2 separate regions of the Homo sapiens genome follow, and region 1 is linked to region 2. A link is a loop called in an ENCODE intact Hi-C map of the cell type or tissue named here. Cell type or tissue: adrenal gland. All regions are shown on one strand. Links, peaks and the distances in the headings refer to the core of each region. The heading gives the core; the rest is flanking DNA.

The links. A loop is a pair of places that touch in the nucleus more often than their neighbours do. Peaks named below come from ENCODE experiments on the same cell type or tissue, not always from the same donor. Only the 100,000 strongest peaks of a DNase experiment are listed, where the experiment ranks them.
Region 1: it touches region 2 in a loop (4-fold over the local background); 84 of 110 quality-filtered maps call a loop at or near these places.

The regions. Positions count from the first base shown.
Region 1 is chr15:39,588,359-39,594,873 of GRCh38, reverse strand. THBS1 (thrombospondin 1) reads right to left here. Exons shown (of 22, transcript NM_003246.4): 10 at 6,175-6,348; 11 at 5,788-5,915; 12 at 5,520-5,672; 13 at 4,851-5,069; 14 at 4,251-4,358; 15 at 3,524-3,683; 16 at 3,251-3,369; 17 at 2,072-2,306; 18 at 1,647-1,874; 19 at 1,206-1,477; 20 at 678-775; 21 at 434-573. Among named protein-coding and RNA genes, the nearest start is that of THBS1-IT1, 5.5 kb to the right of the region's middle. RefSeq lists an enhancer at 276-1,475. In adrenal gland, for the core only: no CTCF peak of the experiment used is centred there; a DNase peak (open chromatin) is centred at 4,949.
Region 2 is chr15:39,179,584-39,197,114 of GRCh38, reverse strand. All of the region lies in intron 1 of LOC105370777 (a long non-coding RNA gene), which reads left to right. It overlaps LOC105370780 (a long non-coding RNA gene), which reads right to left. Exons shown (of 3, transcript XR_007064591.1): 3 at 17,086-17,298. Among named protein-coding and RNA genes, the nearest start is that of LINC02915, 62 kb to the left of the region's middle. In adrenal gland, for the core only: no CTCF peak of the experiment used is centred there; no DNase peak of the experiment used is centred there.

The sequences.
Region 1 (6,515 bases), core at 3,595-6,094, 400 kb before region 2:
ATTTAACATGCCAATATGAAAGCAACATTCCTCTCCCTTCTTTGTATACAGGGAAAAGTTGGGAATGCTAACTCGTGCTGTGATGGCATGCATAAAACAATAAGCAGTAAGATATATAAATATATAATTGTAAAGAACAGTATTATTAATGAAGTCCAAATTATATAGGAGCTTTTCTGCAGCTTACCTTTGCACTGTGTATGAGGAGCACAGAGATTGCTAAGCAAACTAATATTATAGCTAAGGACTCAGGAACTCATAAGCCACAGTGCCTAGGCATTATTCCATTTTTGTCCTTGTGTCCTCAAAAGCAAAATAGAAATAACCCTGTCTCCAAAACAGTCTTTACACTGGACTCCCCCATAACCGTCATCCTTGATATTAGTCTGAAATAGAGATGTCCAGTGTACATTCATGGTGATGTTGCTCTTACCTCTACATTCGTATTTCAGGTCAGAGAAGAACACCATTTCTTGAGAGAAGACAAACAACCCTAGTCTACCACCAGCATAGGTTTTATCATAGATGGGTCCTGAGTCAGCCATGATTTTCTTCCCTTCATACATCACCACTCTGCAGGGAAAAAAAATCTTGTTTAGTGACAATGCTATTTAATACTTTTTGTCTTTTTGTCCCTCAGTGTGACTGTAAGTGAAAGTGAATCAGTATGATCGTACCTAATGAAACCCGTCTTTGGCCTGTGGCTGAGACGCCATCTGTAGGCGGTGAAATCTTTCCAGCCTATGTGACGAGGGTCATGCCACAGGGTGCGCACCTGAAGGAAAAGGAAAAGGAAAGGTTGAAACACAGCTCCTTCAGGTAAAGATTTCTATTTCATTCCATCAGAAACAATGCTTGAAAGGTACTGAGCTGATCTAAGTTAGAGGGCTGCAATGGGGAATTTTTCCAAGTCCTCTCATATTTGTTGTGTGCCACTGAGCACACATATAAAGCAGACAGAGAGGAGGGAAGGAGGTTTTTTTGTTTGAAAAGGCTGAAGGCACCTTAGGATTTGCAGGGCAATTCTTGGTCAAGCTCCCTTTTCAACACTATTATGTTTTTACAAAGCAGAGTTCAATGCTGCAGCTGGTGATGCTGGGAACTTTCTAAGACTCCCTGGTCAGAGTCTTGGTCAAAGCACAGCATCCCCAGTGCTAGTCAGGCACCCATAAGCTCTCTCTCTGTTCCAGGGCTTTGCTTCTTACCTGGCCAGGGGTGTTTCCTGTGTGCCACAGGGCGTTCCGCAGGTGCTCGCCAGGCCCTGTGGTGGAGTTTACAACTTTCACAGAAAGGCCCGAGTATCCCTGAGCCCTCGTGGGGTTGGTGTCCCAGTAGGACTGGGTGACTTGCTTCCACATCACAACATAAAAGCGGCTGCTGGACTGGTAGCCAAAGACAAATCCAGCATAGTCATCGTCCCTTTCGGTGTTGATGAAGAAGGTGCCACTGAAGTCCACAGCATTAAACTCATCATAACCTGGAAGAAGAGCCCAGAGCCAGGTTAAAACCTGCAGCCTTCAGAAGGTTCTCCATCATGTTCCTAGACATCCTCAGCACCCACAGGGATAGGTACAACTGCCAGGTTTTATATTTGTTTTTCCCCATGTATGCATCAGTCTCTTAGGATCTAAGAACTCGCTACTCACCTACAGCGAGTCCAGGATCACAGTTGACAGTCTGGACGAGTTCTTTACCCTGATGGCGTACAACCCAGTTAGGGTCATTTTGGGATGTCCCTTTGGGGTCCAGAGGAATCATCTGGAATCGGCGGAAATCGGTCTCACTGATGTCAACATTCTCAGGACAGATGTCATCGATGTCTGGCACACTGTCATGGTCAAAATCATCTTTGCAGGCATCACCTCGACCATCGCCTGAGGTCAAAAAAGCAAGAGTTCAGCAAAATTCTAAAGTGCTATTATTATTACTGGTGTCAGAAATGTCACTATCTTGTCTAAGTTGGCATTTGGTCCCTTCATCCTGTCAAATGCTTTGAGCCTTGGTTTCATTTCTTCAATCTACACAGCTGTGCCAGCAGTCCCTGTCTTAGAAAGTGGCTCCCATGACTCACCGTCAGAGTCCTTCTGGTCGGGATTGGGCACGAGTCTGCAGTTGTCCTTGTCATCAGGAATGCCATCGTTGTCATCATCGTGGTCACAGGCATCTCCCTTGCCATCTTTGTCATGGTCAGCCTGGTTGGCATTGGGCACATAGGGACAGTTGTCCAGATTGTTCTGGTGGCCATCTTCATCAATATCCTGATTGTTGTCACAGGTATCTCCAATGCGGTCTGAGTCAGAGTCCAGCTGAAAGAGAGATGTAAATGGAGGGTAAATTGCAGTATAAACCATTCATGTTAAAGATAACTTATGCCCCCACCACAGGGAAAATTCTCCATTGTTTGATACAGCCAGTGGGGTGTCATGTCTATTTACACACTCCTGCAGAAAGATAGCAATAGTAGCAATTACATTTTAAAAGTTTTTTTCCTTTATCTTTGTTTTCGTATAAAAATCTGAGAAGGGATAATTTAAAAATGTTTTACATATAAAACTTTCTAAATAAGGTCAAATAGAGTGATATTTAATTACTAAAGATGAAATGAAATGTTAACTGTTTACATCTTAATGTTAAATGAAATTTTCTGGATACTTTATAACAGAGAATTTCCTTAGAAGGTTTCAGTTGTAAAACTGTTGACACGTCGACTTCTCTGAAAAGTCCTGAAAAGATGGAAACAGACCACTGGTCCCTGTGTTGTATACTGTCTGGGTAATGTTTATGACAGGGATAAATTACTTTGGTTTTGGATGTATCCTTAGTTTGATGATTTTCTTATAGCTAGATTACATCATTAGCCATGAAAATGGTTATTTTGCTTATGCACATTTATTTTTCCATCTCTTAGTATTACATATGATTAATATTATTGTACAGTTGTCAGTCACAGATGTCTGCTTTGTATAATTTGTCTTAACAATGGTAGACGATGCTGAGCAAGTCCAGTAGCCCTTCTTACAGAAGGTAAGACTGAAGTTACCAGATCTTCATGCTAAAGATCTGTGAGACTCTGTGCAAGGAGCTCACATCAGGCAAATTATTTACATGAACGTATTCCAGTTGGCTATGAGAAGCCAGGGAGCCACAGTAATGAAAGTGTTTGAACTTTGTTAAGCTCATTTTTCAAAGGCCATGAAAGGGATATTCCAACAGTTTACTGAAAGACTCTGAAAGGAGTCCATCCACCTACCTGATCCGGATTGTGTTCCAAGGGGCAATTGTCACACTGATCTCCAACCCCATCCATATCAGTGTCTCTCTGGTCCACATTGTAGACGTACTGGCAGTTGTCCCGTTCATTGAGGATACCTGAAGAGAACAAGGGACAAATAAGAGCTGGGCTCTCCAGCCTTGGATGTTTCCACCAAAGTGCATACTAATAGCCAGGACTAGACAGAAGTACGTTTGGAAAGCTGTGCATGTCCCTGTCTCCCGCGGGCCCTCTGATCAGGCAGCACCTTACCGTCTCCATCAATGTCTGCAGCACAGGCGTCTCCTTCCCCATTGTTGTCTGTGTCTGCCTGATCTGGGTTGTGGTTGTAGGGACAGTTGTCACAGCGGTCTCCCACATCATCTCTGTCATAGTCATACTGAGCTGGGTTGTAATGGAATGGACAGTTGTCCTGCAAAGAGAAGAAATGGAGCACTTAACAATGTTGTCCTTGAAAACAGCTCAAGCCTCAAACCATGTGCATAATATGTCTAAAACTGTGAAAATCAGCAATACTTTCTACCTAGTGGATAGGCTAATTGATCACTCAGTGTAAAACGATCACTACAAAAGTTAAAAGGACATAGTTAAAAAAATGGATCCCTGTGGGTTAGAAGTTAGTGAGATGTAGAATATAATCCCATCATCTCAGTTCATAGTGTGCCCAAAGTCAATTTTACTGTAATTTCGATGTGACATTTGAAATGAATCTAGGGAACAAAGTGGCATTTGTTTATGCATTATAATTTCTCAAGTACAGAGAAAAACAGTTCTGATGAAAAACAAAACCCTCATTTAAAAATTCTCTTGGCAACATCTACATCCTTAAACTACTGGAACACAATGAATAATTTCTAATTATCCTGTGTATTGATTTGGTATATTTTTTGCTATAGCCATGTAATTTCCTTGAATCCCAAAGTGTTTCAGGCTGTTGCTGAACTGAAAAGATGAAAAAGGGATAGAAAACTGTTTTTACCCTGTCATCTGGAATTTTATCATTGTCATCGTCATCATCACAGGCATCACCAATTCCATCCTTGTCATAGTCTTCCTGCCCTGAGTTGGGAAGGTTGGGGCAATTATCCTAGGAAAGAGAAGATATATATCACTGCTTCAGTTGCCTTCCTCATGCTGAGCTCATGCACGAGGGAGTGTACCTGGAATTCCAAATAGAAAAAGAACAGAATTTGGCTCAGTAACAGCATATTTTTTTTATGGGAAGACAAGAAAATAAAACTTTTCTTGGGGGATATACATACAGAATTTGTGTAAATGCTCTAGGCTTTATAGATGTTGTGAACACAAGTCATGCTTTGCTGGTATTTGGATAGAGTACTGAACTTTTTTTTGGACAGAAGAGTTGACTATGGAACACAGTTGCCCAAAAAGAGCTAGCCCTGTTCATGTTTTTGGCACCAAGTGATTTAATTTTAATAGGAATTAGTGCCCCTCTCCCTTTGGGAGATTTAATCTTTCAGTTTCATGTCCAAACTTTAAGTATTTAAAATTCCTTAGCCTGTGTTTTGATAAGGTGATGGGCCCTCTTTCTGGAGGCACACAAAGGACCTGGCTCTACCTTTTTGCAGTGGTAAGTCGCATTGGCCACGCACACCAGGTTCTCATTGGGCCAGCCATCCAGGTCTGTGTCCTCCCCGCAGATGATGCCATTGCCAGCGTAGCCAGGCTTGCACTCGCAGCGGTACATGGGGTCGCTATAGTGGCCCAGGTAGTTGCACTTGGCGTTCTTGTTGCAGTCGTGGGTCCCATCCGTGCAGGGGTTACGGGGCTTGCACACCTGAGGGTACACCATGCTGCTGTTACACAGAGCTTTTGAGAATCCTCAGATATCATGGAAACAAGAATCCAGATCCCTGTCATCTCTGAGTAGACAGAGGCTCCATTTGGAAGAGTGTGGGTTACCTCTGTCCCTCCCCATTCTCCCTGAGGCTATAAGCAAACTTTGCTTTATGTTTATTTTTCTTGAATTTGCTCAGCACCTAGGCGTTTACAAGTCCATCTGCTCACAACTTATTCCAGAGCAGCATTTTTAAATATGGAAGACTGTTTTTCCCCTGCAGGATTTACCATGGATTTTCTAATCACGTTTCTAAAACTAGACCGTACATTCATCTCCTCGCCCTTTTTTTTTTGGTGAAGGGTATGAAATTACATTCCTCCCGCTCCCAGTTATTTTGGTCAAGGACAGCTCTCCTGTCCTCTGGTTTACTCGTCTAGTTGACTGTACCTGTTTGTTGGCCGTGGCATGTTCGACACCCTGGCCGAAGGGCTGTGAGCCGGTGAAGCGTGGGGGGCAGGGCAGGCAGTTGTAGCCGGGGTCCGTGTTCTCACACCGGTGCTCTCCATTGTGGTTGAAGCAGGCATCAGGCACTTCTTTGCACTATGGAGGAAATAAGAGCGTGCATCATGTTTAGAAGTCACTGCCATAAGGAAGCGACTGCACAGGTTAGCTGCTTTCCTAGATCCAGAAACTCGGAGCCCCATCAGTTCCTCACCTCATCAACATCTGTGCACTGGATGCCATTTCCACTGTAACCAGGGGGACAAGCACCACATTTCCAGCTGCCATCAGGGTAGCTAGTACACTTCACGCCGGCAAAGCAGGGATTGGACAGGCATCCATCTGAGACAAGGAGAGAGAGACAGTCACAGTAAATGGTTGGTCTAAGCTGCCATACTGCCATGCTGGGCACTTAACACAGTGTAAGATATTATAGGGTATAGGGAACCGATAACTTGTTGGGATTATGTTGTCCACCTGCATCTTAGAGCAATCAAATCGCTCAGGACTAACCAAGCTGGAATCTCCTCGAATGCTGACTGCAGCATTCAGTAAAAGAGCAAAGCTCCTGGGTCGTTTCATCCTGGGCTGCGTGGCTCACCAATTGGACAGTCCTGCTTGTTGCAGATCTGGTTTTCTGTTACATCACCAACGCAGTCCTTGCCTCCAAACTGGGGTGTGGGGTTGTTGCAGAGACGACTACGTTTCTGTACCCCTCCTCCACAGGTGACAGAACAGATGTCCCATGGTGACCAAGGACCCCAGCCTCCATTGACTGTAAGAAGATGAACCACAGGCAACAATTAAGATCAACTTTCAAATCCCTCCCTTGTCATAGACTCTCCTAAGCCCGTTCAAGAAACCTCTGCTTCTCTGACACATGGAAAGAATGCTGGGGAAGAGGGTGAGTTTGTTTTTCATTAAAAGAAGTTGCTGAGCCTG
Region 2 (17,531 bases), core at 8,424-10,923:
ATTCTCCTGCCTCAGCCTCCCAAGTAGCTGGGACTATAGGCACCCGCCACCATGTCCGGCTAATTTTTTGTATTTTTTTTTAGTAGAGACGGGGTTTCACCGTGTTAGCTAGGATGGTCTCCATCTGCTGACCTCGCGATCCACCCGCCTCGGCCTCCCAAAGCGCTGGGATTACAGGCGTGAGCCACCGTGCCCAGCCCCTATTTTAGGTTTTATCTGTTTATTCACTTCCATTTTTTTCCCCAGGGAGGATTGCTGGTGATGCAGATTCCTTGTGAAAATTACTGATTTCACTATAGTAATAGTGAAATAGTAATCCTTTCACTATAGGAAAGGATGAGTTTTGATGATCATTTCCTGTGCTTGGGGTACTACTTCTTTATTTATTCTTGGGAATTTTTTTTGTATAGTATCCTCAGAATCCAATAGAACTAGCATTTTAAACAGCAGTGCAAATGTAACAGCAAGTGCTGAAACCAACCAGGTTGAAATTCCACAGCTTCTTCATCTCACCAATGACAATTTGATTTTACTTCAAAGTGGCCATGGCTCTTGCGGTAACATACTACTTCGAAGGCTGGTTTTGTGTACCATGATCTCCAACTGCTTCAAATGAGCACCTATTGCTGTCACCCCACCCAGATGTACCTTAGTGTGCTGGAAACCTGTGCTCATTTCTTAGATATGGAGGTGTTTGTGGACTGAATCATTCTGACTAGTTACTCTCCATCTGGTGCTTTGTCTATTTCGTTTCCTCTTTTGGTTCAGTCTGGAACAAGGCCAAGAAACCAAAGTTCTTCTCTGGAAAGGACTTTCTCTGCCATGGCAGGGAGGAATGGGTATGTCTTCATATAGTGCCTGGGGGCAGCAGGATATCCTGGCAGGGTGTGTGGCTGTCCCTTCCAGGGAAATAGCTATGGGTTTGTTCTCTACACCCAGAGTTGGAGAATGGCTAATCACACAAAAATTTGAAATAGTTACTAAAGAGAGAGACATTACTTTGGGTGGCTCATAAGAAGTTGCCGTTATTATTCGAGAATAGTGTCTTGGACTGACTCATCATGGCTTTAGAGCTTGGGTTAAAGTGTCTGCCCAGCACAGTGCTACCCTAAGCATAGTGCTTAGTGTTGCTCCCTTAGAAATTCTTCCCTCAAAGCATCCTGGGGGTCAGCTCAGCCTCAAGTCACTTTGGGACCTCAGGGACAGATTTTGGGGGGTGGTAAGAAATGGCAACCAGGTTGGGTGTAGGATGACCCCTGAGAAAAGCAGTCAGAAGTCCAGAATATTATATCCCAAAGCACTGGAAATCAGGCTGACTTCACTGTTTTTGTTCCTGGACTATGGTCAGGTAAGTAGGGATTGGTGGAAAGGGTTCTTGCAGCAAGAATACTGAAAATTAAATGAATTATGGCTTTGTGGATCTATATAGATAGAACTCCAATTGGAGATCCAGGTGAGGGGTCTGCCATAAACCAAGGTATCTGACAAACAGGCAAGGCCCTAGGCGAGACTCTGGACTCAGCAGGGAAAACCAGAGCCTGAAGCAGGTACACCAGGCTGAAATCAAACCGACAAGGAGAACACAATAGGGCAGTAAAGGAAAGCTTGACTCAGTTTGTGCATGGGTTCCCATGCCTCATCCCTGGGACTAGGTAGAGTAGGGCTCCTCAAACTCAGCGCTGTGAACAGCTGGGGCTGGACAGTACTCTGTTGGTGGGGGGTTACCCTCTGCATTGTAGGGTATTTAATGACATTCCTCACCTTTACCCACTAGGTGCTATTAATTAATATTCCCTCAGCTGTGACAACCATAGATGTCTCCAGACATTGACAAATATCTCTGGGTGGAAAAAGTTGCCCTAATTGGAAACCATTAGTTGACAGCAAAAGACTAATTCCTGTCAGCACTGACTGGTGGGACCACTTTCTTGATCAGAATTGGTTCAGGAATAGGCACAGTTGAATCTGTCAATTAAGGCTCTCTGGATCTGCAGACAAGCAGGGCTAGTACTTGACAGAAACTGTCCAAAGACCTTTAGCACTAAAATGAGAAAAACCATTAAGTGTTGGAGAGGAGAAGGCTATCATTGTGTTTGGAGTTAAGAAGAGGGTGGAGAAGGAAGATGAAGATGTCAGGGTGAAGTTAGGTCTATAAGTCTGAGCCAAGTTGAGAGCTTATGGTAGAGGCCACGCCTGCTCCATTGGGCTTGTCTAGACCAAGACCTATTATTCAGAACCCCCAGTCCTTGCCATTTGGTGCACTTTGGTATCCAAATCCTACATTTTGATAGAGCACTGAGCAAAGGCCTAGGTGGATCTTTGATGATGAAGTCCGTGCTTGTCACTCCAACTTGATGATCCACTCTCTTCCATATGGCTGTCTGGTTCATTATGAGAAGGCTTACAGGAGGCTACAATGGCAACTTTCCAGCAATATGAATGCTTTGAAGGCTCAGATGAACTCTGTTAAGAGAAGAATGCCCAGCAAGGTCCAGGATAATGTTTATGCTGAATCTTGTCCAAGTTTCTCTTCCTGGGAAAGATATTAGCTGACTCTGGAGCTAAGTCTAAGTTGAGGCCAGTGAGACCTGTCCTGTAGCTTCATCCCCATAACAATGGTTGATACTGGCTTTATTCATGGCTTCCTATCTACTGTTTCCAGAGATGATCTTTCACAGTCTTCAATAAGCCTTCAACTCTCAGGAATTTTACCATTTCTAAATTCAGGATTTCTGCTATTTCCTGTGGTTATATTGGCCCTATAAACAGCACATCTTTCTTTTCAGTGAAGAAATTAAATGTCACATAGTCTGCTCTGAGAAAAGAGCCAAGTTCAGGGCAGAGACTACCTTCCTGGGTACCCCCCAAGAAGGAGTCTTGATCACTTCTCTAAACATGCCCTGGATGTTCCCAGAGCTCATGAAAACGCTGCTCTCCAGTGGTGCTAGCAGCTCTGATGAAGGCTAAGTCCAAGCTCTGAATTCAGGAGAGCAGAGCTGCCTCCTGCTCCCACCACCGTGGTTCTCAGGCAGTAATGGTGAGCATGGCATTTAAGCACAGTATGTGGCAGATGGCAGGAATTTAATGCATAATTTTGTTTGTAAATTGAAAATGAAGTAGTGTTCCTTATAAGACTTCAGGGTATTGGGAGCTTTAGGTAATTGCAAATGAATTTCATGGGGCTTTGCATGGGGTTAAGTTTCTTTCTACCTTCTAAGAAGATCCATAGCAGCACAAGCTGACTTTTCTTAACTGAGATCAGGAAGTCATCAACTAACAAACAGGGCGGCGGCATTTAGCCTCTGCTGTGTACTATCTTTATGTTTGTTTGTTTGATCCCTAGGATACAGTACTATTTAGTTAGAGGAAAACATTTTTTCTACTTGAATATGTTTTTATCAGGTTTCTGATCCATTAGGCATTCTCTTCTTACTGATAAACATTTGCAGGCAGATTGTAAAACTACATTTGGAGGGGCAATGGGGGTAGAAATTTGCTTAAATTTTGTGCATTCCTTATTTTTGTACTCTCAAAATTTCCTACACTCTAGATTTACTTAGAGTTTATTTTATATATTTACATGCCTATATTTTCTTTAAGTAATTTTTTTGTATTGGTTTGAAGAGTGTGTATGAAAGGGAGGGGGAGAGATAAAGACACACAGAGAGGGTTTTGCTTTCAGTGCCTCAAAAGGCTTAACTTGGTTATTCAGGAATGATCTCAATTTTGTTTTGCACATATTTCACTCTGAATTTTATCCAGAAATTTAAGGTTACAATAACTCTTCTGTGGTTAAAAGCTGTTTTAATTCTAGGAATCTCAGTCTGAATATACTTTAAGGAAAGAAAAAGTCTAATATATTTGGTACTGAACACTTAGGTCCTAATTTTCTGTTCTGCCCTTATGCATTATGCAATATTTTCAGTGGGTTGGCGTTCTGCTTGGTGACCTTTGAAACATGCAGGCACCATCTTGAAATGAGGACCAACAGAAGTTCTGTCTTTCCTGTTTACTGTGCTCGCTTTCCAGGACTTCTTCCTGACAGTGTGTCTCAAACCCTGAAGGTTGACAATGAACACTCATAGAAAAAAAGATAGAAATTTGTTTGTGGAAGTGGGTATCTGAAGGGTTGCGGTTGATAAATTATTGCAAAATGGTGAGGAGATTATCTGAAATCGATCAAAAGTTATAACGATGGTTGTGGATGGGTGTGGCCCATCACACACATGGTGAACTACACTAGCTGGTAGGCGTCTCAGGTTTGTGAATGTGTGGATTTTGTGGATCCCACATAGCTCAATTCAGCTGAGTGCAGTTTCCTGGGTTCATCTAATACTTTTTGCAGATAAAATTGCAGAGAGTAAACTTGGCATTTACATTATGCTCAAATTGTTTCCTGATATTTCACTTACACTGAAACGAATGCAGTTTCAAAATAAGAATTTATAGCTAAACCAAGCGTATAACTATGATGATCACAGCTAACATATCTTGAGCCCTTGTTATGTGCCAGGCACAATTCCAAGCTTTTGACATGTATTAATTAACTCATTAAGTCCCGTTAGCAACTCTTGAAGTAGGTACTATTGTAACCCTTATTTGTAGATGAGTACACTGAGCCACAGAGGGGTGAAACAACTTGTCCAGGTTCATAGAACTACATGGGCAAGACTCCAGCTCCTGTTTTATTCACTCTGCTCTTCCTCCCTCTCTATTGAAAGGAAAGTAACTACTTTTGGATGCTAAACCTCAACTTTACAGAGTAGCAAAAACTATCAGATGTTCTTGGCCTATCATTTGCCACCTGATATTAATAGGAAAATGTCTTAACTCCTTCCAGCCAGCAGAACACTCACTGAATATGACTTAAGGGGATTGATGATGGAGGAACTGTCTAAGCTATGTCAGAAGAATCCAATGTGTTAACTCACTTTTTGCTTTAGTCTCCTTTCTTTCCAGGGCAAGATTTTCACTATGTGCTAATGGAAAGCAGTGGGCAGGGGAAGGGCAAATAAATGACTACACAAAGGTACATACCTGTACTTGGCCAGGGTGGATCTATATTTGGTAAGATTAAGCCCTATTGTATTTTCATGTCTAACAGTTACAGAATTGAAACTTGTCCCTCAGGACAGGAATTTGCTATCTACATTCCAACATTCCTTGTCTTCTGAGCAAAACCACTGCATTGATGTCATCTAATCCTCTTGTTTTTATATTTTCCCTCTTAGCTTGGTACTGTCTCCTTTCTTCTCTGGCCATTCTACCACACTATAATGGAAGGTTTTTGTTTTGTTTTGCTTCATTTTGTCTCCCCCACTCCTTTTAATTTGTCTTTGCTGGTGAGGGTAGTGGTAGTAGGCAGGAGTACGTTGGGAAGAGCAGAGAAACAAAACCACTCTAGGCTTTGAGAAAATTAAAAATTTGAGGTCCATTCTCATTTATTCTTCTTATTAAAAATATATCTTTGTTTGCAACTGTTACATAAGTCTCAAATTACTTAAAAATTGAAAGTCTCAAAAATTTCCTTTTGATTGTATAAAGGTTATTTAAAAAAATAATAAATATTCTCACATACAACCAGAAATGATAACAATTACCCCAAGCAGTGGTTCTCAACTCTGCTTGTAGGTTAGAATCAATACTTGGGGATGGTTTTTAAGTTATTTAAGAAACAATATCAACAACCCCCTCCTTTGTTCCTGTGCCCTGACAAAGAACAAGAAACTATGGTAAGTTGACCAGGGCAAGGACTTCTGCCTCTATTACTATACAAGGACTGCACTGGATAGCATGTTCATTCATTCATTCATTCCTCATTATTTACTGAGGACTTAACAAGTGCCAAGCATGGGGAGGAATGATGTGATGATTATGTATGCTCTGGAGTGAGAAGACACTGAGATCTGAAGGATGTGCAGGAATTAGCAGGGTGAAGGCAGGAGCATCATGAGAGAAGGTTGTGGGAAGAGTAATCTGGGCAAATGGTAGAACTCTGTGGTGGGAAGGAGAAGACCTCAGAGGAAGTTTTCAGAAGGAATGTGTGGCTGGGGAGGGTTGTGACTGGCCAGGACTGCTCTTTGAGACCTTTCTGTCTAGTCTCCGGTCTGCACTCACTGGCAGCCTGGGGAAGGACCAACAGAATATTCTACCACCGCTCTCCCCCAGTGCCTCTCTGAACAGTCAACTGCGATAGCTGCTCTGTCTTCACTGAATTCACCTAGGCCTTTCTCTCCGCTGTCCTGTCCATATGAGGTTTCCTCTGTGGTCACTTACTGTGTAGCAGCATCTATTCCTTAACTATTTAAGAAACCTTGGCCAGTTTGAGGCAGGGACGATATAAAAAGTCAAGGGAGGCTCTGGGGATTTGGGTTCTGGTCTTGGCTCTGATACTAAGTAGCTCCGGTGTCACGAGTAAGTCCTTTCTTTTGGGGGACCCCAATTTACTCACCTATAGGATGAGAGAGTAGGCTGAAGGGTCTCTGAGGCTCCTCCGAACTGAAAGCTTACCTTCTAGAGAAGCTCTTCAAGCCAAAAGTCTTTACCTTGAGATACCAGACTTGCTAGTTAATTTAGTTAAATTACACTTTTAAAATAATCATTGCTAGGACATAAGACTAGTTGAGAAATATATATTTTAATGCATATTTTAATTCAGCCAAGCTTGGGATGTCCGATTTCTATAGAATAGCATAAATATGGATGTTATATTCCAGTGGCCCTAATTGTGGTTAACTTTCGTAGATCCAGATGCTGCATATACCACAATTGAATAATAAAATGTCCTCAGACACACAGTACAAATATATGAAATATTTATTTGTGTTAATATGATGAGCCCTGAGATGAGTCATTCAAAATGGTGGTAATCTAATTATATTAAGAAATAATTTACTTACCTAAAATGAAAAAAAAATCCTAAAAATACCTAATGTTGGTATTTCTCAGGTTCTATTATTGGCCATGTCAATTGGAGCAACCATTTGGAAAGTCATTTGGCAACATCTCCCAAAGCTGAATATACATGAAGCCTAGGAGCCAGGAATTCCACTTCCAGGATATGCCCAATAGAAATGAATACATATGTTCACCAAAAGGCGTGTCCTAGAATGTTTATAATTGTGAACAGACCAAAGCTAGAAACTATCCAAGTGTCCATCAACAATGGAGTGGGAAATAAAATGTCTCTTCGTACAATGGAATCTACATAGCAATGAGAACAAAGAACTTACAAAAGTACACAGCAACATGGATGAAATTCACAAGCATAATTCCGAACAAAAAATGCCATGTACCAAAAAGCTTATAGCATATGACTCCATTTATGTACAGTAGAAAAACAGGCAAAACAGCTAGCCTGTTAGAAGTCAGAATGGTGGTTACCCTTTGAGGGGCTGTTCCTAGATGGGGACTCATGGGGTAATGTTCATTCCATGTCTTGAACTGTGCACTGATTACACTGGTGTGTTTAGCTTGTGAAATGTATCCACCTATACACTTATGTGGTTTTCTGTATGTACATTATATTTCAATAACATTTTAAGAAAGTGTTTTGCCACTTATTAGTTCATTTGACCCACACAACAGTTCTAGGAGATAAGAAGGCCAGGTAACTTTTCTTCAGATTTATAGAAAGAAAACAGACTCAAAGTTTGGTCCAAGGTCTCAGTGCTAATTGGTGGTGGAATCAGGTTAGGTATGTCAACCTCCTGGGCCAAGAAAGATAGTCTCTGTTGGAGCACCTTGCACAGTGCTTGATGCATAGTAGGTGCTCAATAAATTTCATCTGAAGCTGGATCATAGAATGGTGGCCTTCTAATCCCACAAGGCTGTTATCCTGCTGTGGGAGTAACCATCTTCTCTGGTGGTCTAATGTCCCTTATAGAATGTGCGTATTCTCTCCTAAGAGAAGAGTGGAGATGAGGCCTGAGTCAAATATCCTAAGAAGCTGCCAAAATACCTGTGGAGAATTGCATAACCTTGTCCCTCTAGGGCTTAGAAAAGAATGAGTCAGACAGTCAGTTCTCAGACACGGTGCCCAGGAAAACAGGAAGAAGGTTCACTTAGGCAGAAATCCATGTATGTGACCTTGGATACATCACTGAACTTCTTCAGGGGCAACAATTTGAAAGACACATTTGAGACACTCTGCCTAGGATGACGTGATCCTTCTGTAGCTGATCTTCTGAGACCCGTGAATTTTATGTACTATTTTCTAATTATATTCTCATTATTTTCAAGGGCATCAGACTGCATTTCAAACTTGACAATTCCTTTGCTATAATTTCAGCTCAAATTTTGACTAATTTATACTTTAAATACAAATATGCCCCATTTTCTGCTTGTCATCATAGTTCAGAAAGAAGTTATACCGACCATGTTATATAAAGTAATGAGGGGTCCTATTCAGCTTGTTAACCATGTTTCTTAAAAAAAAAAAGTACAATAGAACTTTCTTTGTCAATATAAAATTCGAGTTATTTATGATGTGGCTAAAGATATGATAAGAAGTCTCAGGAATGGAATCTGTTATTGCTTGGAAAATAAAATCTCAAGACCTTCTTTGGAAAAAAATGGAGAGTGATAAAATGCTTTCATTTAGGGCTTGGCTGTGATGTCAAGGTCAGCCAATGAGCTTAGAGGGAATCTGAGAAAAATAAAGAGAAAAATAGAAACAGATGTCTGGAAAATCTTCTTGAATATTGCTGGTGAAATTGTATGGTTAGAAGACAAAATTTCAGTGTTACATCCATCATCCTAAAAAGGTTATAATGAAAGCCATTTAAATTGGTGTTCAAAAACCTTGTGAGAACTTTGGTTGACTGTATTCCACCATGAAGTGCGTTTTGATCTGAAGTCTTGGTTAGGGTATTCCTCCAATAGGTCAGCTGCCATGGGCCTCCTATTAAGTCAAAGTCTCTATTTCAAATTAGCATAAGAGAGAACGCTGATGAAAAGGGGAATAAGAATAAAGCTAAATAATTGTTTTGGCTTCTGATTGATCAGCATCTATGTTCTCAGAAGCAAGTTTCTTTTTGCCTCTAGTTGCTGCTGATGGTAGGAAACAGAAAAATACCTGTCTTAAAAAGTTGCCGAAGATGGTCAGTTGAAAGGGTTGAAGAGCCTAACAGAGGAAATAGATCACCAATAATGGAGCTAAAAAGGAATGAAAGTAGACAGCTTAGAGATAGGACCCTTGGAGACACTCAGATGGAAGGGTTGTCAAAAGGCTAAGCATAAAAGACCAGGAAGAGCTATAATTCTAATTAAGGTTCAGGATGGTTTAAAAAGGAAAATAATCAAGATTGGTAAGAAGAGTTTAAACTTATAGTAGTGATAATGATTTGACAGTTTGTTCTAGAATGTCTATCTATTTTACTGATTAGTTTTCAAGAGTGCTGTAATTCATACTAAGAAAAGTAGAGAAAGCTGATTATTTCTAACTCAGTACTACAAAGGTTTGACTTAATTCTGTTAAATTCCTGGCTTACTGCTAATTGTATGACCTTGGATAAATTACTTCACCCCTCCAAGCCTCACTGTCTTCATCTGTAAAATGGAGAAATAGTAGCACCTACTTCATGACATCACTTTGAGGCCTCCATGGTGGATATGAATTGCTTATTCCAGAGCTTAGATTATATTAAAAGAATACTACATGGTTTTTGTTGATGGTGGTAATGATGATGTCCTTGAATATCTTTAAATTGAGGTGCTCATCTCTACCTTGTCTTTCAAAAGATTCGAAGTGTCTTAAGTCCCAAATAATAAATAAAATTTTATTTCTTTTTATTTCTTGTTTATATCTCACCTCCCCTAAAAGCAAGACTAAAACAAAATATTTATAAGGTTATTTCAAAAATAAAAAGGGGCTAGACACAGTGGCTCATGCCTATAATTCTAGTGCTCTGGGAGACTGAGGCAGGAGGACCACTTGAGGCCAGGGGTTTGAGACCAGTCTGGGCAACAGAGCAAGACACCACCTCTACAAAAAAAAAAAATACAATAAAAAAAAAAGAAAAAGAGAGAATTTATAAGAGAAAGATTAAGTCAGAATAAAAGAAAAAATACAAAGATGTGAACTAGAGAGAGAGTCTGTTTCAATCAAAATCTTAGAATGGATGGTTCATTCAAAATAGGGTAATGTAAGAAACATTTATTTTGAAGACTATTTACAAAAGTGGGATTGTAGGAGACCTTTAAGAGATATTACTTCTAGGCCTGAGGAGGGTGGGGTCTGGAACCCTGAAGAGAGAGTCCTGTAGAGCACACTGCCTTGAGAGGACCACAGGTCTCTGTTGAGACGCACAACTAGCCGGAGGTGACCTCACGGGGAAGGACTGGGGAAACACATTCTCTGAATTCACTCTCTTTCCTCTTTCTCATCTCCTGCTGCATCTTCCCATTTGCCCAAAGAGAACTGGAAGCCAAAGGGAGTGCGAGCCATTGATATTATTTACACAGACCCATCTGTCTCCAGGAGCAGAGGAAGAACGGGGAAGGGGAGGCAGTGGATCCAGAGGAGCAAACAGAACATGTCGAGCAGAGGGTACCAGAAAGTTGATAAATCAACGCTGAAATCTCAACCAGAATCCAAAGCACAACGGGGAATAGGATCATATACAAAAATAGCGTCATCAAATAATAAAACACCATGCCATTTCCACTGGAGCTTTTCTAGAGAATTCCACTTTTAAATGACATTCTGTAAAATTGTCCAAGTTGCTAAACATATAAAATTGTTGGATATCAATTTACATCAATTAAATTTGGGATGCATCTAGGAAAAATAATACTTTTGGCTTTAGAAATTGGTCCAATCTATTCTTTCTGAAAATGAATAGATAAAGATTTACAAAGGCAAATTTTACATTGTGACAATAAAATATCTTCTTTTTCATTAAGATTATTTTTAACCTACTATCATGACTGTTAAGTAGATAGCTCATAAAAAGGGTTCAGATCATTAAGGTAGGTTTAAAAGAAAGAGGACCAAAACATGCTGACTTATTCCATCCAGAATTGTTCGCTGATACATTGGGAGAATATCCCCGAGGGTTGAGTTTCATGGGGGTGAAGTGTAAGTATTGGGAATCAACATTCTCAACTGAGCACACACAGCTTGGCCCATCAATGGTTCTTTCTCACAGAGATGGAATCTAAGAGAAGGTGAGAAAAAGCTCCAAGTCAGCTTAAACTGATCTGGACAGATCGTTCCCTCTAGGTGAAAAGTCTGCCAGAGGAATCAGTGGTTGGAAGCAATATTCTCCTGTTTTGATATTTTGAAAGCCAGATCTCCCCAAAGATACAGCAAATAGAGCAGAGATTTGCATAACTCTCTTTGGTAAAATCTCTACTTTGTGTAAATACAATATTGGATGGATGGGGCAAATCCAATACTAGTTGGTTGTTAGTACCACTAAAAAACAACTTATGTTGTTAAACTTTATAAACACTTTCAGAGAATTACATAAACCTCAGAACAACATTGTGAGGCACTTTCCTCTTTCGAGGATGGAAATGTAAAACTCAAGAAGATTGAGAACGTTCTCCAGATCACCAACTGCTAGGATTAGTGTGAGAATGATGACTGGAGGGGGTGATAATCAACAGTCTTCTAAACATCTTTGTTACATGAACAAATGATACAGGTGAGAACACAGTCCTTTGCTTGTTTAGCTCCTGAGAATGCACATGAATTTAGAGGATGAACAGGGTGGGATTCCCATGCAAATCACTTCCATCTCTATGGATGTAGATGAGGATGGGGAGAGGCAGTGCCAGTGGCAGAGCAGCAGCAGGACTTCCTGGTGGCCCAGGCACCCAGTGGCTGTCAAAGCATGCCAACCTGCAGGAGCCAGACAAGCGTGGGTGGTTTGAGGTAAGTCCATGTCTCACGGATTGCCTGGGAGGCTTGGAAGCCTAACCACCCACGATGACAGGCCCTGACAGCCACAAGCAGGCATCACTAATCTGGGTCCCACTGCTCCATGCTCACTGTGTCAAAGGCTGCAGGTCAGTTGACAGCCTGGCAACCCTAAATTTGGAGTGCATCTAGGAAAAATAGTAATATTGTTTTCAGAAGTTGGCCCAATCTATTTTTTCTGAAAATGAACAAATAATAAAATGATCTATAAAGGCAACTCTCACATTGTGACAGTAAAATTCTATTGTCAATTTTATTGCTGTTACTCAGAGTGAGTCCTCTGTGTGAGGCGTCATCAGCAGGAATAACCAGGGTCATTGCTTGCCCTTTTTGGATTTTTTGTGCTAGAATCCTCTTGGGCTATTGTCAGTATGTGTCCTCCTCACCTCAGGGAAGTGAGACCTGAGTAATCACCCTTTTCACAACCCTTCTCAGAATTTTACAGAACAACTGGACTCAGTTAAGAAGCTCACAGCATCAGCATGCCTGGCAAGGAAGACCCTTTATTTCCCTTGTTAACAGGCCTGTGGTGGGCACTCAAACAACCAGATTGTCTCTCGGGAATCTCTTTGCCTTGTGAAACCTAGAAAATGTCTAGGGAATCTCTTTGCCTTGTGAAACCTAGAAAATGTCTTCAATGACAGGTGTTTTTGGAGGGGAGTTAAAGAAATAGCTTCTTCTCAATTAATGCAAAACACTGCCTCTCATTCCACCATGCAGCTCCACACATTGCTTCATGACTTTTCATCAGGCTTATGTAGCCCCAGAAGGGTACACTTTGGCAATAGGACATTGCCCTCTTCATTGTGCTTGGCAAAGCCCACTTGAGAAACGAAAGCTCCACAGAACCCCTCAAATTCATATGCTGGGCCACCCTAACTCTAATGTGAATGAGAATGGCCATAATGTGATAAAAACTTGTAAGTACCCAGCTTATTCCTCCTGAAGACCCTGAACACATTTCACACTGAGAAATATACTCTGGGCTCGATGTAAGCCATGGACAGGAAGCACTGCCATCAGCCAAGAGTAAGATTCCAGGAACTTCACCTGAAACCACTGCCAGATGAAAGCCACCTTGATTCTGTGACCATTGGAGACTTGGTTTCCTTAGTTGAATAAACACAGAATGTGGAGCTGGTAGATTCGGGATTAAAGCCCTCCACTGCCATTTAAGACGAATAGGGTTTTAGGTAGTCTTCTTAATTTCCCGAAGCTTCACTTTCTCATCTACAAAACCTGGAGATACCAATGCCTGTCTTATAGGGTTTCCAAAGCGATTAAATGTGCGCTCACAGAGAGAGGATGGGGACAAATAGCTCCCAAGGCATTCTTAACTGTGGAATCAAGATGGCCTCTTGGATCCTTGTAGCATCTCTCTAGGTGCCCAGTGGCTTTCACCTCCATGACTTCCTTGAGTCTCACACTAATCCCATGAAGGGGTTAAGAGCAGCTCTGGAACACTGTTGTGTAAGAAGAAAAAGGCACAATACTGAGAAGTTTAATGACTTTTTCCTAACATCATAACAGGTGGAACCAGGACTGATTGTTCTGCCCAAAACATTATCCAGGAAACTCTGCCAAATCATATTTTGTAAACAGTCTTACAATATCTGAACAGCAGATATTCAGGTGAGACACAAGGAAGAAGAGCTGTTCTACCCTGAAACTAGCCACAAATGAGAAGTTCTAGAATCTTCTCTGACGCTGAAGGATTTAGAAATGCCAATCATGAAAATGGCATTTCTGTTGAAAAAGTAATGATTCTTTAGCCACACCATTAACCTATTTAAAATGATGCAATCAATTTTGCTGTTAGTCATCTGCTGTGAATTATTGAGAAATAATGGCATTATGAAATATTATGAAGCCATTAAAAACAATGAGGCAGATCTATATGTGCTGAGATCAAAGGGTATCTATCAGATATTGTTTACTGAGAAATGCAGAGCAATATGTATAGTGTAATTGCATTTTTGTAAAAATAATATATACAACTTATATGGCATACCTGCTATAAGAGATCAGTAAGATTATATATCAAACTGTCAACTGGATTTGTCTCTGAGAATGTATTTGGAATGGGGATCAGGTAAAGGAATTTCAATTTTTTAAAACATTTTTTCCATTTAAAATTTTACAGTGAAGTGTATCCATCTTTTTAAACTGCAGAATATCAAAAGTCAGGAAAACAAAAAATCACATATAGTATATATAATAGATATTTATTAAATAAGAACTTAGTGAGTTTCATAATTCTGTTACAAAATATTACTATTATACTTCACATTTAATTTGGCTTTATAATATATATATTTTTAATATGCATTATGTCATTTGGGTTTTATATAACCCTCTTGAGTTGGGCAGACAGCATCTTACAAAATGGGATTTTGAGGCTCTGAGAGGTTACATCATTTTTCCAAGGTTATACATAAGTGATACTTGGACAATCTTCTTGTTACTTGACTTTTATTCTTTTACCTGAGATTTTTTGGGGCCCCTCTATGTGCTAGGCCCACTGTTCTCCCCACTACACCATATGCACTGCAATTTGCAAATAAAGATTTGAAAATACACAAGCACCATATAACTCAAAGCCTGAAAATGATAAATACAAACCTCTAACTAATGGATAACTCTTAGATGCAAATTTTATTTTGGTTACTCTCCCTATGTGCTTTTCTAATATAAGCTATAGCAGGTTTTATTTACTCAACCAAAGTTTCAGCTTGCTTTTCTGAAGAAAAGATTTGCTAGTTTCAACTTTAGCTTTTTTTCCTCTCTACCATTCACTTAAAGAGGCCATTACATGGTTTTTAGTTCATCTCTCACTTTAAAAGATAATCAAATGTCTGCACAGTCCTTTGTTTCTTTCTTCCATAGCAGATCATTTTTCCTTCATTTTTGTACGGGGAAAGGATTAGGCAGAAAAGATGTGCCAATCATCCCAAAAGACTGGAGAAGCTTATAAACTCATCCCCAAAGGGAAATTCTTTTGCCATCATGTCTCAATTAACTTAATTTCTGTGGTCTGACTTTGCAAATAGAAACTTGAGTCCATCGATGTGCTCAAAGTTAAACACCAAACAACTGCAAGCTTTAACTGTAGGGTGTTGGCTGGCTATGCTCACACAGAGGAGAACTGCAAGGAGAACTCTGTCCATAGTTATCCATTAATAAAGGCAATGCAGACAAATATGATTCATGAGGCTCCTGCTACAGAGGGATGGGTGGGCAGGAAATAAAGTCTTCTAAGGCAATGGAGTCAAGGAGGTCTGGGTTCTGGGGATAGCATTTGTTTACACACTTATTCTTTTATCCTATTTATGTAGGTGCTGCCTGTGATACAGGTATAAAAATGATTAACAAGTAGGGTTATTGCCTTCCTGGAACAATATTTTGGTGTGAAGATGGGACAACAAACCGATTTTTAAAAAATTAATTACAGATTGTAATAAATGCTAAGCAGAAAATAAGCATAATGCTATGATGGTTAATATCAATGGTGGGGGAAGGCAGGAACCTATTTAGATAGGGAGGTCAGAAAAACCTGAGAGGCAGCATCATAAACTCCTGTCATACATCATTCTAATCCCTGCTGCAAAGCAGACACAGCCCCTCCCCTCCCCTCTGCCAGATTTTAATACAGCTCTCTTGAAAAGGCTGGGAGTAAAATGCCAAATGGAATAATTCCTCCAATGTCATGTAATCAAGTCTTGCAATGTGTTAGCTAATTTTGTGCTGTAGCATTGTCATAAAATGTTTTCTGTGGCTGAAGAACGCCTATTTTCTTCTTTATTTTTACTCTTCTCCTCCCTTCTCAACTATTGCCATTTTAATTCTGACCTCCCACACAGCAATGAGTTGAGTTTTCTCTGCAGTGACCATTGTGCAGTTGTAAGAATTTGGAGAGCAGCAGGAGCCTGCTGGGGCTGTGACTTTGTCTGGTGGCCTTGTTCTCAGAGAGAGAGAGAGGAAAAAAAATGGGCTTAAGAGGAAGGATATAGATTATGAACAAAGGAAGCCTTCATGGCTGCAAATAAATAATGAGGACACAGGATCAATGGCAGCATAGAGCTCCTTTCCTAAATATTTAAGACAGTGAATTCTCTGGAATTGTTTTGGTACAGTCTTACCTTGAGGCACAGGACAACCCCCAGCAGACTTAGGGTGTCCCTTCATGTCCTAGGACACTATAACACAGAGTCTTTTTAAAAATTTTTCCCTTGACTTATTGTGTTCAAATGCTCTCCATTAGATAAAACCAGCAATGCAATGCCAAAAAAAAAAAGCATATATTTGGAATTCCTTCAGATGATCTGTTCTTGGACATACTGTTTAATTGCATGAGCTTTTCCAGATGTGAAACTCTGGGAAATAACACTCTATGGGAAATAACAAAGAATTTGTGAATTAAGTAAGTTATCCTGCTTTTATGCATTTTTTCCTGTGTGATTATATATTGTAAACAGAATGTTGAGGTTAATCATATGAATTTGTCAGAAAATGCACTCTCAGAATTGTTTTGCTTAATAAAAGTCAAAATTTCTTAAAAAGAAACCAGCTGTTTTACATTTATACCAAGATCAGGGTTAAATATTTAAGATCTTTGTATTGAGTCATTCCAAATGAGGTAACCAGTTCTCTTAAGACTAAATAGCATATCTCAAAGGCTATAATACATAGGAAAGAGTTTAATGTAAATTATACAATTAACATTTACAAAATAATTTCAACTGCTGTCTCTTTTTTTTTTTTTTTAGAGACCTGCCTGGTTTTAGCAAACATTCTGCTTTAGACAAATTACAGTCATTTACTTTCTTAATCTTTTTGGCTTGATGTAATGCTAATACTGTGAAATTCAGATTTGAAATATCTACATCTCCCTGGCCTGATGACAACCCTTATAGTCCATTTAGATGAAAGTAGCATTTGGAGTGCTTTTGGTGTGAATTACCCATACAACCACTCTCAGCTGCTGGTCCCCATGCCACGTAGGAGTCTCTCCTCCTTCACCAAAGGCATTTCCTTCCCTTGGATTGTGTCTGGAAAGCTTACCTAGCCACAGGGGGCAATAGTGTCTCCAGCAATTCCTCAGAGAACACCCAACTTTGGGACAAAGTCTTAGACTTTTATCATTTAGGGAGACAGTGATTTTATTCTACATAATTCTCAAGGCAATGGAATAGATGATCAGCTTGGAGAGTGATGCTTCATGACATCCCTTTTCCTTCACACTGGCTTCTAAGAACTAGCAGAAAGCTGGAGAAAACATTTTGCCTACGAAGGTTTGACCAGGGGCACTATTTAGCCAGGGCTGTGATCACAGTTCTGAAAATTTATATTTACTGGGCATAGGGAGCCGAGTCCTGGAAAAGATCAGAGATTAGGAAGTAAGATGATGGCATCAGTGTAGAGACTCAAGGCGTCAAACATCCTCAGAGTCTTTTACAGGTTCTCTAGTGTGTTTGCCTGGAGACCTTTATCTGGATATTCTTCTCCTGTCTGTTGAAATAAGGGATAGAAAAGGGGAAGCAATGCCCTTGGTAAAATAAATGCTAGTTTGATGTGTAGATAAGATGTCTGCAGTCTGGAGAGCTTG